Regions from separate parts of the Mus musculus genome. Here region 1 is linked to region 2. The links are chromatin loops, found by intact Hi-C in ENCODE. Cell type or tissue: left cerebral cortex. All regions are shown on one strand. Region 1 has its middle 4.8 kb from the start of Gm29916. Region 2 overlaps Zdhhc17 (zinc finger, DHHC domain containing 17).

Region 1 (8,000 bases), 98 kb before region 2:
AGTTCATATTGTTGCTCCTCCTAGGGGGCTGCCAACCCCTTTAGCTCCTTGGGTACTTTCTCTAGCTCCTTCATTGGGGACCCTGTGCTCTGACTAATGGATGACTGTGAACCCCTTATTATTTTAAATCAAATTAGTGTTAATTACATTGCTGTGACCCTATCTCATCTGCCCTCATGTTGCCTCCCCTCCTTCCTGGAGCAACTTTGGTTCATGAAACCTCTCTGACACCGATAACCATATGTGACAGCCTGTGGCTCCCAGTTTACTGCTGTTGCTTCTGTCCCCTGCTCCGGCCCAGACTGTCACTATACAACCTGCTTTTCAGGTCCTGGGGTGCCCCTTGCTGGGGTTCCCTCTGGTGCTGGGTCCCGATTCTTTTCTTGGCTTATTTTACTTCCGTGGCATCCAATAACTGCTCAGAGATTGACAGAGATGATGTGGGGGAGGGGCTAATTCTTTTGAATCCTGCTCAATTGAAAACTCTTTGTATTTTATGTAGTGTTAGACTCAGTAGGCATAGAATCCTACTTAGGGATTATCTTTCAGAATTCTAAAGTTTCAACCAATCATTTGTGCTCTAGTTTCCATTGTTTGCTGCTAGGAATGTGGCTCTCATATCCTTTCTCTGTGTCTTTCAGTCTCAGGAGCACCTTATTCTTTGTTTGTTTGTTTTGCTTTGTTTTGGTTTAGTGTGTTTTTTGAGACAGAGTCTTACTATGTAACTCTTACTGTCCTGGTATTTACCTACTGCCTCAGCCTTCCAAGTGCTGGGATTAAATATCCATACCATGACACTCTCCTATCTTTTCTTTTTAAAAAATGTGCTTATTTATTATGTGTGTGCATATGTGTGTTCGTGCCACAGCACACGTGTAGAGGTCAAAGGGCAACTTTGTAGAGAGTGTTCTCTTATTGCACCACATGGGTTCTAGGTCTTGGACCCAGGCCTTCCCCCAAAACCCCAAACAGTGTTTCTTCTTGTAGCCCTGGCTATCCTGGAACTCTCTCTATAGGCCAGGCTGGCCTTGAATTCACAGAGATCCACCTGCCTCTGCTTCCCGAGGGCTGGGATTAAAGGTGTGCGCCATCATCGTTGGCTGGGACTAGCATTTTACTTGGTGAGTCGTCTCAGTTCCCCTGACCACCCTATTCTTTCTCCTAGGCCTTTGTCATTTTTTTTTCCCCTGTATTCTTGGAATTATCTTGGAGTTAATGCAGAGTCCCTCTTGGTCTTTAAGAGTTTCCTCAAAAATCTAGTGACCTTTATTTCTACTATAGATAGTGTCTTAGTTAGGGTTTTACTGCTATGAACAGACACCATGACCAAGTCTTATAAAAAACAACATTTAATTGGGGCTGGTTTACAGGTTCAGAGGTTCAGTCCATTATCATCAAGATGGGAACATGGCAGTATCCAGGCAGGCATGGCGCAGGAGGAGCTGAGAGTTCTATATCTTCATCCAAAGGCTGCTAGTGGAAGACTGACTTCCAGGCAACTAGGGTGAAGATCTTATACCCACACCCACAGTGACACATCCATTCCAACCAAGTAACACCTATTCCAACAAGGCCACACCTTCAGATGGTGCCACTCCCTGGTCCAAGGATATACAAACCATCACAATAAGGTACTGAAAAAGAGGCTGATGAAAGTCCAGTTTAGGTGTCTGGAGCTCGGCCCAAGTTTATAGACTTCATTGTACCCTTATCAGAACACTGACCTGTCCATTTATGAAGAAACTTCCTGCAGAAGCAGCCAGCTTCCTTACAGTTTCTAGACCCTGTCCTGAGCCTGGATATTGTACAGTTGAGACTCAGACCGAAAAAGGAAATGACCTTACCTTCGTCAATGGAGGGGACTGGAGGAGGGCAGCGGGGTAGGGCAATGGATAAGAAGAGAGTAGGTAGGACCCGTAGGTGTGAAGATGCCACCGATGAAGCTCACGGATTTACCTGATAATCTGATACATGATTTTAAAGAAAAGGGAAATGTGGCGTGAAGTGCTTCTTTTATATTGGATGGAGCGATTCACCCGGTGTCGTCCTCCACGAAAGCTGGACGAAGAGGTTCCGAGGGTCTCTAGTCTGGCTGGAAACAGCCAAAGTGTTGCAGCTCTCAGATGGGAAGTAAGGAGGTTTGGACAGCCTTCTTAGGGCAGGTAGCTGGGGTCCTGAGACTTGTCTGCTACCATAGCAGTGTCAAAACCAACGGTAGACGGTGACAAGTGGTAGCAGGCAGTGGTGGGAAGCGGCGATGGCACTGGCAGTACCAGCGCTGGTGGTGGGGTGGGGGCGGGGATGGCAGGGGCCGGTCCGAGGTCCAGGGACAAAGGCTTTGGGAGAGAGAAATCTCCCCCAAAGTGTTAGAGCTCAGTAAAACCGTCACTCTCCACAATTCTCGGTGAAATAACTTGCGCAATTTATTCCATGTGGGTGGGGATTTAACATTGAGGAGCGGGGTGGGATCCAGGGGTAGATGCTTCCCACTGGCTCAGATTAAGACGCCAGGGATGCTCTATTTGCATGGGGAAGGACTCCAGGTTTTCCCTATGTGACTGATTGTCAAGGTCATGGTTATGTGTCCCAGATCAAGTAGAGGAAGGCAGGGAGTTGGCCCCACTCCTACCATTCTCAATGCTGAGATTCACGGGGTTTGAGCTCACTCAACCTTACCAGTTCTTCTGTTTGGTAGCACAGTCCCCTTGCCCGGCAACCCTGTAGCTGATAAGCAAGTATTCGGTTGTATTTGCCAGAGTTCCACCTCTGTTGTTGAGAAGGGCCGACTGTCATTGAGAATAGAAGGTTAAGAACTTGGATCCATGCCAGGCTGTGGTGGCGCTTGCCTTTAACCCCAGTACTGAGGAGACAGAGATACATAGATCTCTGAGTTTGAGGCCAGCCTGGTCTATAAGAGCTACTTCCAGGACAGCCAGGGATACCCAGAGAAACCCTGTCTCAAAAACAAAACAAAACAATACAGAAACAACCCTGTACAGGTTTGTTAGGAACAATGAGAGCTCTGTGTTGAACACAGTGCCTTGCAAGTTCACAAGCCCCCTGTGGTCGTTATATCAGTCAAATCCAACTCAGTAGGTCTGTGAGGGTTGGTTTTTTTTTTTTTTTTTTTTAACAAAGGTTGGCACATGCTTATTTAAAACAGCCTTTTAAATATTATGAGATAGAAGTGAGTGAGGTAATTTCACAGGAGAAGCTCTAGAAATATTTTGTTTGTGTCTTTGAACATACCAAGCAGCAAATCTTGGCTTGTAAATCACTACCCTGGAGTCTACAGTGGGGCAGGGAAACCCGCTTCACGGTAACCAGAAAGCGGGATTTAAAGCCTTCCCGAGAGTAGGCGGCTCTGCTTCTTCCTTGGAGTGCATTGTTGGTGACCAATCGTGAAGGAAAAAAAAAATCTGAGATTAAAAATAATATTAATGATTTTCTTTAAAAACAAATGACAAGGAGAACAAACTGGTTTTGAATCAGACTGGCAGCTATGGATACTGAAAAACATGCTTGTTTTATTATTTTGACAGTTCACACTTTAACGAGTATTTCTCGCCATATTCCTCAGAGAGGAGTCACAGAAAAGGGCCTCGAGGAATGGGGAGTCTGCAGGGGGAGACGGTACCTGCTTCAAACCCTGCCGGCTAGTGTGTGGAAGGGCTCAGGTAAAACTGATGTGTTTGTCCCTTGTCTCCCTCAAAGAAAGGAGGAGGAGTGGAGAAAGAGAAGATGGGAGGAGAGATGAGAGGAGAGGAAGAGGAGGAGGGGGAGGAGGGGAAGGAGGAGGAGGAGGGGGAGGAGGAGGAGACCTGCCAAATCTTCTCAATTTGTCAGAGGGTTGTTGGTGACTCACCTAGCAGTCAGAACAGGATTGGGAATCAAAACAAGATTCAAGACGAGGCTCTCTTCTTGCACAGCCGCTAACACTTGGTGTAGGTATGGATCTGAATGACAGGCAGACCTTTAATGCGGTCCATTTAACATGGAAGACAGAACAAAACTACAGGCCAAGCTGAATTCTATGGCTCACTCAAACCACTTTTTGACCTAGACAGTTTTATTTTTATACCTGAACAGTTACCGTTTTATAGAGGGGGGGAAACCTTCCCTACTTTCAAATATAAATAAATACATCAACTCCAGTTGCCACTGGCATGCCTGAGAGCAGGCCCTGATTGCCAGCACGGACTCTGGAGCCCCACATTCTGGTTCAGGGCCGGTTTGCAGCTATAACCGTGACAGTTCTGTCAGTATCTTAGTGCCTCTGTTTTCTCACCTGCAAGATGGGCATGGTAACAGCAAAACTTACTTTGTTAAGCTTTTGTGAAGATGCACTTAGGTAATAAAGTTTAAATGCTCAGAATATCATTGTCATTGATAATCTAACATAGATTATAATCGTATGTCATATGAAGCCCAGAAGTCCAAACAAAGATCCTATAAATAAGTATTTACTAGCACATTTTACAGATGAGAACTATTAGACTTTTGGCCTGGTAGATTTTAATTTGAATTTGTTGTTGTTGTTTGTTCTTTTTTATTATTTATTATTTTTTAAAGATTTATTTATTTCATGTATGTGAGTACACTGTTGCTCTTTTAAGACACACCAGAAGAGGGCATCAGATCCCATTATAGATGGTTGCAAGCTACCATGTGGTTGATGGGAATTGAACTCAGGACCGCTGGAGGAGCAGTCAGTGCTCTTAACCCCAGAGCCATCTCCCCTGCCCCATTGATACAGTTGTTCTTTTATTTTTACAGAGAGGGTCTCACTACTTAGCCCTGGCTGGCCTTGAACTCACAAAGTTCTACCCAACTCTGCCTCCCAGGTGCTGGGATTAAAGGCCAGCGCCACTATTCATGGACTGGTCAGGAGTTAGGAAAAAGAGAAGAACCTACACTGAGATGGGGGAGATCACGCCCACCACCATTAGCAGGGAGTGAGCCAGCGAGTGTGAATGTGAACCATCCCTAGAGAGTACGGTGCACATCCTAGCTTATGTGCATAAAGCCCTGATTTCCTTGTTACTAATGTCCTTTGCTGAGTGACAGTTCACTGCTTTCGAACACTTTCAGTGATGAAGATTTCATTACTTCATGAAGCGGATGGACTATTACATTTGAAGATTTTTTTTTTTAATTATTAGAAAGTTCAGCTTTGGAGCTGGAGTGTGGATCAGAAATGGAGGGCTTGTTTCATGCGCACACTGCATAGAAGCAGGAGGGGGGGAACTCAACTCTGAGCTGCAATCATGGCACGACTCACAGGGACTCATAAAAGGTCTTTAAAAAAGATTTATTCAAGTCTGGGGGGGGGGTGCACGCCTTTAATCCCAGCACTTGGGAGGCAGAGGCAGGTGGATTTCTGAGTTCGAGGCCAGCCTGGTCTACAAAGTGAGTTTCAAGACAGCCAGGGCTACACAGAGAAACCCTGTCTCGGAAAAAAGAAAAAAAGAAAAAAATAAAGAAAAAAAGATTCATTCATTTTCTTTTATGTATATGAGTGTTCTGGCTATGTGAATGTATGTGTATCGTGTGCTCGACTGGTGTCCATGGATGTCAGAAAGCGTCAGATCTCCTAGAGCTCTTATGGATGGCTGTGAGCCACCACGTGGGTGCTGGGAGCTGAACACGGGTCTTCTGCAAGAGCAACAAATGCCCATAACTACTGCGCCGTCTCTCCAGCCTCAGAGCAGGTCTTAAGAGGGTGGATCTGGCAGGCACAGGGCTTGGGTATTTAGGGTTAGGTTTCAGGGATCTGGAAACTTAAATAAAGGGGAAGATTTTACTCATCTCTAAGTTAAATTTCTCTCTCAATTATTGAATAGAGACCTAAACCACAATAGTATTAACAGCCTTTATGACTATCTGTAACAGAATTCACAAGCCAGATGAGGGGGTGTAGCCATGTAATCCTAGTATCTGGGAGGCAGATAAAGGAGAAATGCTGTGAGCTCAAGGCCAGCCTGGGGTAGTGAGTTCAAGGCCAGCCTGGGGTAGTGAGCTCAAGGCCAGCTTGGGATACTGAGCTCAAGGCTAGCCTGGGGTAGTGAGCTCAAGGCCAGCCTGGGGTACTGAGCTCAAGGCTAGCCTGGGGTACTGAGCTCAAGGCCAGCCTGGGGTACTGAGCTCAAGGCTAGCCTGGGGTATTGAGCTCAAGGCCAGCCTGGGGTAGTGAGCTCAAGGCTAACCTAGGGTAGTTAGTGACACATCTTGAAACTGTGCCTCAAAAACAAAACAAAAATCACAGATAATTTTGTATCCCATCATATTGATATCCAAAATCTTGAAATAGCATTTCAGTTCAAGATAACTTTGTAATCTCTGGTCTTACTAGGCACGCTTATTTGCGGGAGAGAGGTTCCAGCAGGTGTCAATGCAGGCAGATAGAGATAAAAGACTGAAAACCCAGTGCAGATTGACGTCATCAGCCTAGATCAGACTTGGGAAAGTCTAGTGCCTGGTGGATCATTGTCAGCATATTTAAACCACAGTGCAATTTGGGGAAAGGTTTCCAGGCAACAATCAGTCCAATCAGCCCAATTGCAGGTGCACAATAAAGCTTAAGGCGTGGCTTCACTGAAACTCTTTTACAAAATACGAGGGACCAGGAAGGTGGGTTCTGTAAAAAACGCCAAGAATCTAATATGGTCTCTGACAGCGGGCCATTAAGTGTTGTGACATCTACCCAAGGACGGACAATGGTCTAGGGAGGGAGAGTCTTATAACGTTCTGGGGAATTTGGGTGAGGTTTGTCGCTATAGCAAAAGGTGGAGATCTCTGCCTTCACCGAGAGCAGAAAGGTCAGCAGATCATTAAGAAAACCCACTCCCAGTCTTCAGGGTGGAATGTAGGTATTTGATTTTCTTTTCCTTTCTTTCCTGCATTGAGGAGGCAACCCTTCGTGATTAATATTCTTGGTTCTCTTAGTGCTTCTCTGTGAGGGCAAACACCTCTGTGCCCCCAACACTTACTATTTTGGGGAATTAAAAGTAAAAATGAAAGGCCAAGCATGGTGTGGCCCACACCTTTAATCCCAGCACTTGGGAGGCAGAGGCAGGTGATCTCTGAGTTAGAGGGTGAGGCTGGTCGACATAATGAGTTCTAGGTCAGCCAGAGCTGTGTAGTGGGACTCTGTCTCAAAACAAGACAAAACAAAACAAAGCAAAACAAAACAAAAGTGACTGAGGGGAGGTAATGAACATCAATAATCCCAAGTACACGGGAGGTGGAAACAGACGATCTGAAATTCAAGGTCAGCGTAGTGAGACCACAGCCAGTCTGGGCTCCAGGAGACCTTTTCTTTCTTTTTTAAAAGATTTATTTATTTATTATATGTAAGTATGCTGAAGCTGTCTTCAGACACACCAGAAGAGGGCATCTGATCTCATTACAGATGGTTGTGAGCCACCATGTGGTTGCTGGGATTTGAACTCAGGACCTCCGGAAGAGCAGTCGGTGCTCTTAATCACTGAGCCATCTCTCCAGCCTGAGACCTTTTCTCAAAACCCTTTTATGTTGCTATGTGACAATCTTATTTTTAAAACATTTCAGTAACTGTAGTTTAATAGAACTGGCTTCTTTGTAAGCCCATGATACTGTTTACGTCCTAATCTAAAAATGTCTGTCAGCTTCATGGCTCATCCAAGGACACCATGAGACTTTTAGAAGTCCCAGTTATGACCCAGGCCATTGGATACTTGAAAGCAGTTTTAAGTATTCCTTAGCTTGGTCGTTTGCGAGATGAAAGTCCCTAGTGTTCTATTTCAGGACAGAACATGTCATTAAGAAGCTGCAGCTTGGGAGGGGCTGGAGCAGGAAACGGGATCCTCCTGGTGCAGAGATGGATCACCCAGGACAGGTTCAGAGCCAGATGCTCACAGGAAAGCAATACCATCCAGTAGCAGAGCTTGTGTGGGGGAGGGAAGGCCAGCATAAATGGGTGGTGTTTAAAGAACTTAGTCCAGGTTCCAGGGTTTGTCTGA
Region 2 (8,000 bases):
CAGACCCTCCCTCAGCTCAGGAGCTTACTCCGAAGCTGTGTACTTCACCTTATAACCCAGCTATGTCGGTTATCCTCTTCCCATGGCTCTTCCTTGGCCCTTGATCTTGGTCTCTCCTTTGTCTTCCTCGTGTTCCCCATGTTCCTGACCCCGTGGCCTAGTCCAGACTGCTGATCACGTTTAGTGTACTACTGTCTCTCTCTGCTGGACTCTCCCAGATGCTCTGGCTGCTCTTCCTCTCTATTACGTCTATAATAGAAGCCTTCCCCACAGCCATACCTTGAAGCAGTCCTGCTGTCCATTTATAGTCTCCAAGTAAAGTTCAGAATAGTATCTAGGAAGTAAAATTGGCTACTATTACTAATTTAATTTTAACAAAGTTACTTATTTTTAATATGATGTGTATATGTTGTGTGTTGGGATGGAGGCTGTGCATATGAGCGCAGTTGTGTCCAGCCCCTGGAGGGACCGGACTTGTGAGTTGTGTGTGCTCCTTACCTGCTGAGCCTCTTCTGTCCCCGGATTGTTTTCCTATGCATTTCAAGATGAGTGCACATGGCTGCTTTGTTAATCTTGCTTTTCTCTGGGTCTTTTTTTTTTTTAATTTAACTTTGACATTTTGTTTGTCTATGTACCTTACCTGAAATTGTAAATATCCATCATTCTTCAGTGATTTATAGGTTTAATTTTGAATCATTGTAAACATTAATTTATTTGGAATGTTTGAATATCATAGTATAGCTATGCAGGATCTTAACGCCTCCACTGCTGGGGCATTTGCTGAGACGGTGTTTGGGCACACGCTAGATAAAATTATTTCCTTGTCAACATGTAAGTGGTAATACGGTTTAGAATCTGTAGTGTTTTCCTCAACCCTGTCTGGGTATAATTTTACTTCAGAGCGTAATAATCTTACCTTTATGGTGTTTAGAACTGTATTTTCCTATGCAGCAGCCTCCGTGACATGAGACTGTTCGAAATAAATGAAGTTGATAAAATAAAAATTCACATTTCAGTCATAAAACTGAAATCTTGAGTGTATATTAGTGTTATGTGTCTAGCAACTATTGCTTCTGACAGCACAAAATTGAGGGCTGTCTTCCTATTGCACAGGTCTATTGGACAGCATCCATCTGTGTAGGTTTTCTACATTTTCTATGTCTTCCACAAATGTCTTTTGGAGAATGGAGAAATTGCTTAGTTGGTAAAAGCTTATGCGTTTAAGGATGAAGACCTGAGTTTGACCCACGTGAAAGCTGGGCTGAGCAATGTGCACGTGTAACCCTGGAGCTGGGGGCAGAAAGAAAAGGGTTCTCAGAGCTGGCCAGCCATTCGAGCCAGATGCTGACTGAGCTCCAGGTTCAGTGAGAGCCCCTGCCTGGCTCAGAAAGCACTGTGGTAAGATCATTCACTGCTCCTCCAGAAGGCCAGAGCTCACAAGTGCATGTAACTCCATCCACGAGATTTGGCACCCTCTTTTGGCCTCTGAGGATGCCATACATAAAAGTAATAAAGAAAAAAAAGATGGAGAGCAATTGAGGCAGACACCCCATGTCAACTTTAGGCCTCAGAACCCATCCTCACATCTCCATGCATACCCATACATGCACACACATGTACACACATACACACATCTCCATGCATATCCACACATGCAACACACGTACACACATACACACATACACACAAACAGGTAGTACATGAGTGGAATCATTTAGAATGTTCCATACAGGGTTTATTTATTTTTTCTCCCATGCAGCATAGTTGTTGGAGATTTGTCAGGTACTCCTGGTGGGTCATTCCCTTTTATTACTGACTGCTGTTCCATAGTGTGAATAGACCATTTTATACATATACTGCAAATGACCTGGGTTCCCAGCTTCTATTATATTTGTTAAAGTATATCTATGTATGTATATCAATATATATCATAGTTTTTGTATTTAGTTATAATTATTTATGTACAGGTATTTACACAAGCAAAATTTTTATTCTAATGCAGTTACTGGATCACATGGCTGTATACTAGTGTTTTTAAGAAATCAAGCTCTTTCCAGAGTGGCTGTGCATTTTACATTACCGTCAGCTGAGTATGTGTGACACAGTCTCTGATCCTCATTGGTACTTGGTGATGTTGCTTTCTTATTTCATTGTTCTGGCTTCTTTCCAGTCTGATTTTCAGATTTCTTTTGTGATTCAGTTAAGTTACCATTCTGTAGGAGAGTGCTGGCAGGGGTGCAGGGGTGTGGAGTTAGGATCAGGTATGTGTTAAAAGGTGAGACCTGAGTGCAAGAAACAGAAGACATTTGCAGTAAGTATGAGGGGCTAAAGGTGAACTGGAAGTAGGGAGAGAGAGGAGACAACTTTTGATGTGCCTTTATGAAGGGTCACGAGGGTGGCAGTGTTGACCTTGCTGGGGAAGGGAAAGAAAGGGTGTGGATTTGCTAGCCAAAGCTTAGTTATTGAATGTGCAGGCGTGCTGTGTGGGTCACATGATTTGCATAGTGACACAGCACGCGTATTCAGAGGACAGCTTAACAGAGCTGAGTCTCCTCAGCCTTGTGCAGATTCCAGGGATTGAGGCGAGCTTCCCCAGCAAGCACCTCTGTCTGCCAAGCTGTCTTCTGCCCCCACAGCGCACACGGATGAGTGAGTGCCTCATTTACACGGGCACTGACAACTGACCGTTAGGTTTTATCATGGCTAACAGCTGTGGGGTTGTTTGATGTGAGATTAGGAAATAAAGAACAAACTAGCTATATTGCAGTCACTCAAGTAGGGAAGTTTTAAGTAGGCCAGAGATGACAAGGTAGCACTTGTTTTCAGATATTTTATGTCAAGCTTAAAAATAGATGTGGAGACGGCAATTCTATTAAATTATGACTGACCCACTCACTGTGTATGTGTGTGTGTGTGTATTCCCCTCCCCCCCCATGTGGTGTGTGTGTGTGTGTGTGCACACGTGTGCGTGTGCTTGTGTGTGTGTGTTGATACTGGTTTTCTTGGTTGCTCTCTGCCTTATAGTTTGAGGTAGTCTCTTGCTGACCCTGGAGCTCACCATCCAGCTAGCTTAGTCTCGCTAGCTTACTGGAGAACCTGCCCCTTGTTTCCCAAGGGCTGGGGATTAAAGACAAGTTTATTATGTCCATATGGCTTAAAGTCATCACTTTATCTGAGGAACTATCTTCTCAGCCTGATGCCCACCCCTTTTCTTTCTTAGATAACATCTCCTATGTAGCCAGCCCACTTTGACCAGGAACTTGCAATCTCCTCCCTCAGTGTCCTGAGTGATGGGATTACAGGACTGATATGGCAACCACACCCTTGGACACTTCTAACCCACCCTGTAGTTTGTGATGTTTGCCACTCGGGAAGTGGCTGATGATAGTAAATATCCTTTCTCCTGTATATCTTCCTTCCTGTATCTTTGGTAAAGTATCTCCTGTCTGCACTAGTTTACTAGGGCTGCTGGGATCAAATAACAGACCAGACGGTTTACTTGTGGAGAGCCCTTCCCCAGTTTGGAGGCTAGAAAACAAAGGTCCAGATTACGTTGTGGACTAGTATGCTCCTTCCTTTGAAATCTTTAGCCTTTAGATGCCTGGTCTCACTGCCTTTTTAAAGGTTATACTTTTTTTTTTTTTAACATTTAGTTTTGTAATAAGTTTTGAGTTGATTTTTATGTAATTTGAGTTTGAAAAATTGGGTTGATTGGGGCTGGAGAGGTGGTTCAGTGGTTAAGAGCACTGACTGATCTTTCCGAGGTCCTGAGTTCAAATCCGAGCAACCACATGGTGGTTCACAGCTATCTATAATGAGATCTGATGCCCTCTTCTGGTGTGTCTGAAGACAGCAACAGTGTATTCACATACATAAAATAAATAATCTTAAAAAAATGGTCTTTTTTTTTTAATTTTAATTTTGCCTATGGATTCCCATTCATCTCCGAAAACTCTTTTTTTGTTTGTTTGTTTGTTTGGTTTTTTTTGTTTGTTTGTTTTGAGACAGGGTTTCTCTGTGTAGCCCTGGCTGGCCTCGAATAAAAACTCTTTTCTTAAATTGCTTTTATATTGTTAAAAATATTTGAGCAAATACATGGGTTTTAATTTTTAGGGTTTGTTTTTGTTTTCTTTTCTGTTTCTGGAGTCTTTTTGTGTCTAAAACTAAGCCAGCCCCATGCGATGCTGGTAACTTTTGTTTTGTAATAGTTCTTAAAATTGACTTTTAGAAGATAACAGGTTTCTTCCTATATCAATTTAGAATAACCTTGTCTGTAGCTACAAAGAATCTTGAGGGATTTTGATAGAAATTGCACTAAACAGACACACACATATATAAATTTGAGGAGAATGGCATCTTTATGATGGATATTCTAGTTAATAAATACAGTATGTAGGTCAGTTTATCCAGATTTTGATTTCTGTCATTGGCATTTGACATATGATGCTGCATATGACAGCTACACAGACTCCTGGGCTTTGCTTGCCCACCAATTCGTGGCCTCACCACACCATTTCTATCAGTGAGGAAACAAGTCTCTCTCCAGTTTTGAAACCAAACCAAACACTATTATTTTCCTTAGGTCTCCTTTCTGTTCTGGCTTCTGCTCTTATTAGTAACAAAACTTCCCTAGAAGAGTTGTAGGTGTTCCATGTTCTGTCCATCCTTTCTTAAGCCATCTCCTGTCAAGCATGCATCCTCACTTTGTCAAGATAATCTGACCTCCTGCTGCTAAGTCCCCAGGCCAGTTTGACAAGCTTTCTTTGTTTTGCTGTAGGGAAATAGTAACTGAAGTGTGTGAAGGTTTGGTGTTTTCAGGTCTCCAGAGCAAGAAGTCTGATAAATCTAAGCTCAGTGGGAGGAAAACATTTGTATTGTTAGTGAAGGTATAAAGTGGTACTGCCACCTGGAGGGCAGTTTCATAATAAAGTTCAAGAAACCAAGCCATTTTATCTGTAAGTAGGTGCTTACCTGAGTTGAAAAAATCTAACCAGCACAGTATCAAAAAGAATAAACGGGCAGTATTTTTGTGTGATTTATTGGTGCAGTGAAATACATTTACCATCGAGTGAAGGAGAGCCATGTATCTCAGTGCTGATTATTCTCAGAGTGACAGTGCTTACCCTGGATGCCCTGTGTAGAGTAGGTGTTGGTACCGCTTTCTCTGAGCGTTTTTTTTTCCCCCCTGGATCACACTGCTAAGCATGGGACTGACAAGGGTTCTTGTATTTAAGGACAGAGGTTGAACTTGCCCGAAGTAGATATCATCTACCCCACAACTCTTTATGACCTCTACCCTGCCCAATATAGAGACAATTTAACGAGAGAAGATTCTTTGAAGAATTTAAAGCGATTATCTCTCAACTTACCCAGTAGTATTCTTGCTAAACTTGGGCTGTGCAACCAAATGAGGACAGGAGACTAGGTCAAGAAAGGGGCGCAACTGAACACTGTGGCTGGAGCCTGTACTACCAGCAGCATTTGGGAAGCAGCTCAAGGTTCACAAGTTTGAAGCCAGGTTGGGCTGGTTAGTGAGACATTTTCTCAGTGTTCAAAAGAGCTTAACTAAAGTTTGTTCAAGGAGAGGGAGTAGACGTCCGAACTCTCAGGATGTCCCAGTTGAGAAAGCAAGTACTTGAATATCTCCATAGGTATTCATGACAATGGTTTTGGATTTCTGATCCAGTAGCCTAAGACAAAAATTTGTGTTGCTTTAAGCCACTAGGTTTGTTACAAAAGAGATGGTGAAGTAACATAATTCTTTCACACAATGCCTGATGATTTGTTTGCATAGAAAGGGAGCTCAGGTAGGAGGGGAGCTAGCTGAGTGTCTCAGAGAGCTAAAGTGATGCTCAGATTGTGAACTGGAGGATTTAAAGGCCTAAGCCTGAGGACATCTTCTAAGTAGGATGACTAACATGAGCTAAGGTATAAGACAGCAAGGATTTTGGAGGACACAGCTTACAGATGTGTAGTGTGGGTAGAGGAGAATGGTAGATACTAAAGTCGAAGAAAAAAGTAAACAGGTCATGGAAGATTCTGTAACGTTGCTGAGTGTGCTCATTTCCGTGCTAAGCCTGATCATAGGAAGAGAGTAGTAGAGGCAGAGGCATGGATGGACTGAGGTGCTGAGGGGGTACAGAGCAAGGCCAGCAGGGGTTCCTCTAGAGAAAAGCAGTTCGGGAGCTAAGCTAGTCTAAGGTAGTCTGCCTCAATACCTGCAGCAAGCAATCCGACCCCACACAATCCTTGATTAGAATCAGTCTGGTAAAGTGTTTACTATAGGTAATTTGGTAATTTTTGCTAGTACTTGGGCATGAAAATGAGAAAACAGTACCACCTACTTTTAGGAAATTTAGATTGTTCTTTAGACTGTTCAAAGAGATATTCTTATATTGATACTCATATGTACATAAGAAGTTATTGCTTATATAAGAATAAGAAAGTTTTCTTATATAAGAAATCTGTGAACATAAATTAGCAAAGCCATATATTAGTTATAACCACCTTTTAAAAATAAAGATGATTTCTAGAGATCGATCTGTGTGGTACTTTACAAAATACATAGCTCTCGTGACTATACTCCTTAGGATACACAGGTTCTGCTGAAGTCTCAGCTCTGAAATGTTGACAGCTCAAGGGTTACTGGTTCATGATCCATGCACGCTTTAGGGTAAGCAGGGGCTACTTTTGGACCCAGAATTACTATTTTACTCTTGAGAGCATTGCCAGTGTCTATGACCCAAAGAAAGCGAGAGGCATATATTTGTTGTTCATATTCAGTTAAAAATAGGGATCTCTCACTTACACACACTTGGCCAGGGTCGTAGAATCTATGTGCTTGAGACATGGGAGTATTTGGTCAATAGCACTAATGATTGCAGTTGTATTTAAATCTAAACATCAAAACCAGAGAAGCCCAGGAGAAGATTGTGTGTGACTGTTAGTTGTAGAATGTCAGAAATACATTGACGCCACAAATCAGTGCTACTAGAAAGGGGCAGCTGTCTTTAAGTAAGAAGATGGGTACTATCTAGTCTTGCATATACAACTCTAACTCAAACATGTTAAGTGAATCGCAGGACTCCAGGAAAGTTCTTCTCCTCCCAGGTATGGGGACAGGACATTTTCAAAAATTGTACAGTAGGCAAATACTTAATTTAAGTAATTAATTTTCTTTTTGTAGATAGGTATTCTATGTAGCCCTTCCTGGCTGTCCTAAAACTGACTCTGTGGACCAGACTGGCCTCAGACTCACAGAGATCCACCTGCCTCTGCCTTAGAGTGCTGGGATTAAAGGGTGTGCCACTACTACCATCGTACATGGTATTTTTAGTAGGGAGAATTTTTTAATAATGTCCATTGCCATGGGAAAGTAGTTAATAGTATATTGTAAATATTGTCCTGTAGCTAGAAATACTCACACCCTCTTCAGGAAATGAAGAAATGTTAACTGAGTTAGTTAAAGGGGTTTAGGGTTTTGTTTGTTTTTTGTTTTTTGTTTTGTTTTGTTTTGTTTGTTTTTTGATCCAAGGTCTCTCTAGTATATATGAAACTCTTGCTCTCCTAGAACTTGTTATGTAAAGAGATCCTCACATGCACAGAGATCCACAGCCTTTGCCTCCCTAGTGTTGGGATTAAAATGTTTTTCAGTATGAGAAAAAGAATCCCATCCATTCTTTTATTTCCTTTAGTGGTACATGCCCAGTGCTAGTGCTTGTGAGTTTGAGGTGAGACTGGGGCTATCCAGTGAACCTGACTTAAAAAGAGGGCACGGGTGCCCTGCGAGGCTCTGCTGCGCTGCAGATACTGCCATGACACGTGTCTCCGCCCTGCTGTATTTTAAGCCTAGTGCTGAGGAGAAGTTTAGAGGGGTTGTGGAAAAGGAGCTACGGACAGACGTAGAGGTTAGCAGGACTCGCCCGAGAGAGAACTCAGCCCGATGTCAGGGAGGTGATGACGCCGCCCGCCAGTTGCAGTGCCAGTGTATGGAGTGCCTA

What was found. A loop is a pair of places that touch in the nucleus more often than their neighbours do. Peaks named below come from ENCODE experiments on the same cell type or tissue, not always from the same donor. Only the 100,000 strongest peaks of a DNase experiment are listed, where the experiment ranks them.
Region 1: a loop joins it to region 2, with 3 times the contacts of the local background. A loop is called at or near these places in 16 of 42 quality-filtered maps.

The regions. Positions count from the first base shown.
Region 1 is chr10:111,084,318-111,092,317 of GRCm38, reverse strand. No RefSeq gene overlaps it. Among named protein-coding and RNA genes, the nearest start is that of Gm29916, 4.8 kb to the right of the region's middle. In left cerebral cortex, no CTCF peak of the experiment used is centred here; a DNase peak (open chromatin) is centred at 3,870.
Region 2 is chr10:110,986,816-110,994,815 of GRCm38, reverse strand. All of the region lies in intron 1 of Zdhhc17 (zinc finger, DHHC domain containing 17), which reads left to right. Among named protein-coding and RNA genes, the nearest start is that of Zdhhc17, 19 kb to the left of the region's middle. In left cerebral cortex, CTCF peaks have their summits at 3,849 (motif pointing left) and 4,908 (motif pointing left); DNase peaks (open chromatin) are centred at 2,551 and 4,902; H3K27ac peaks cover 523 bases.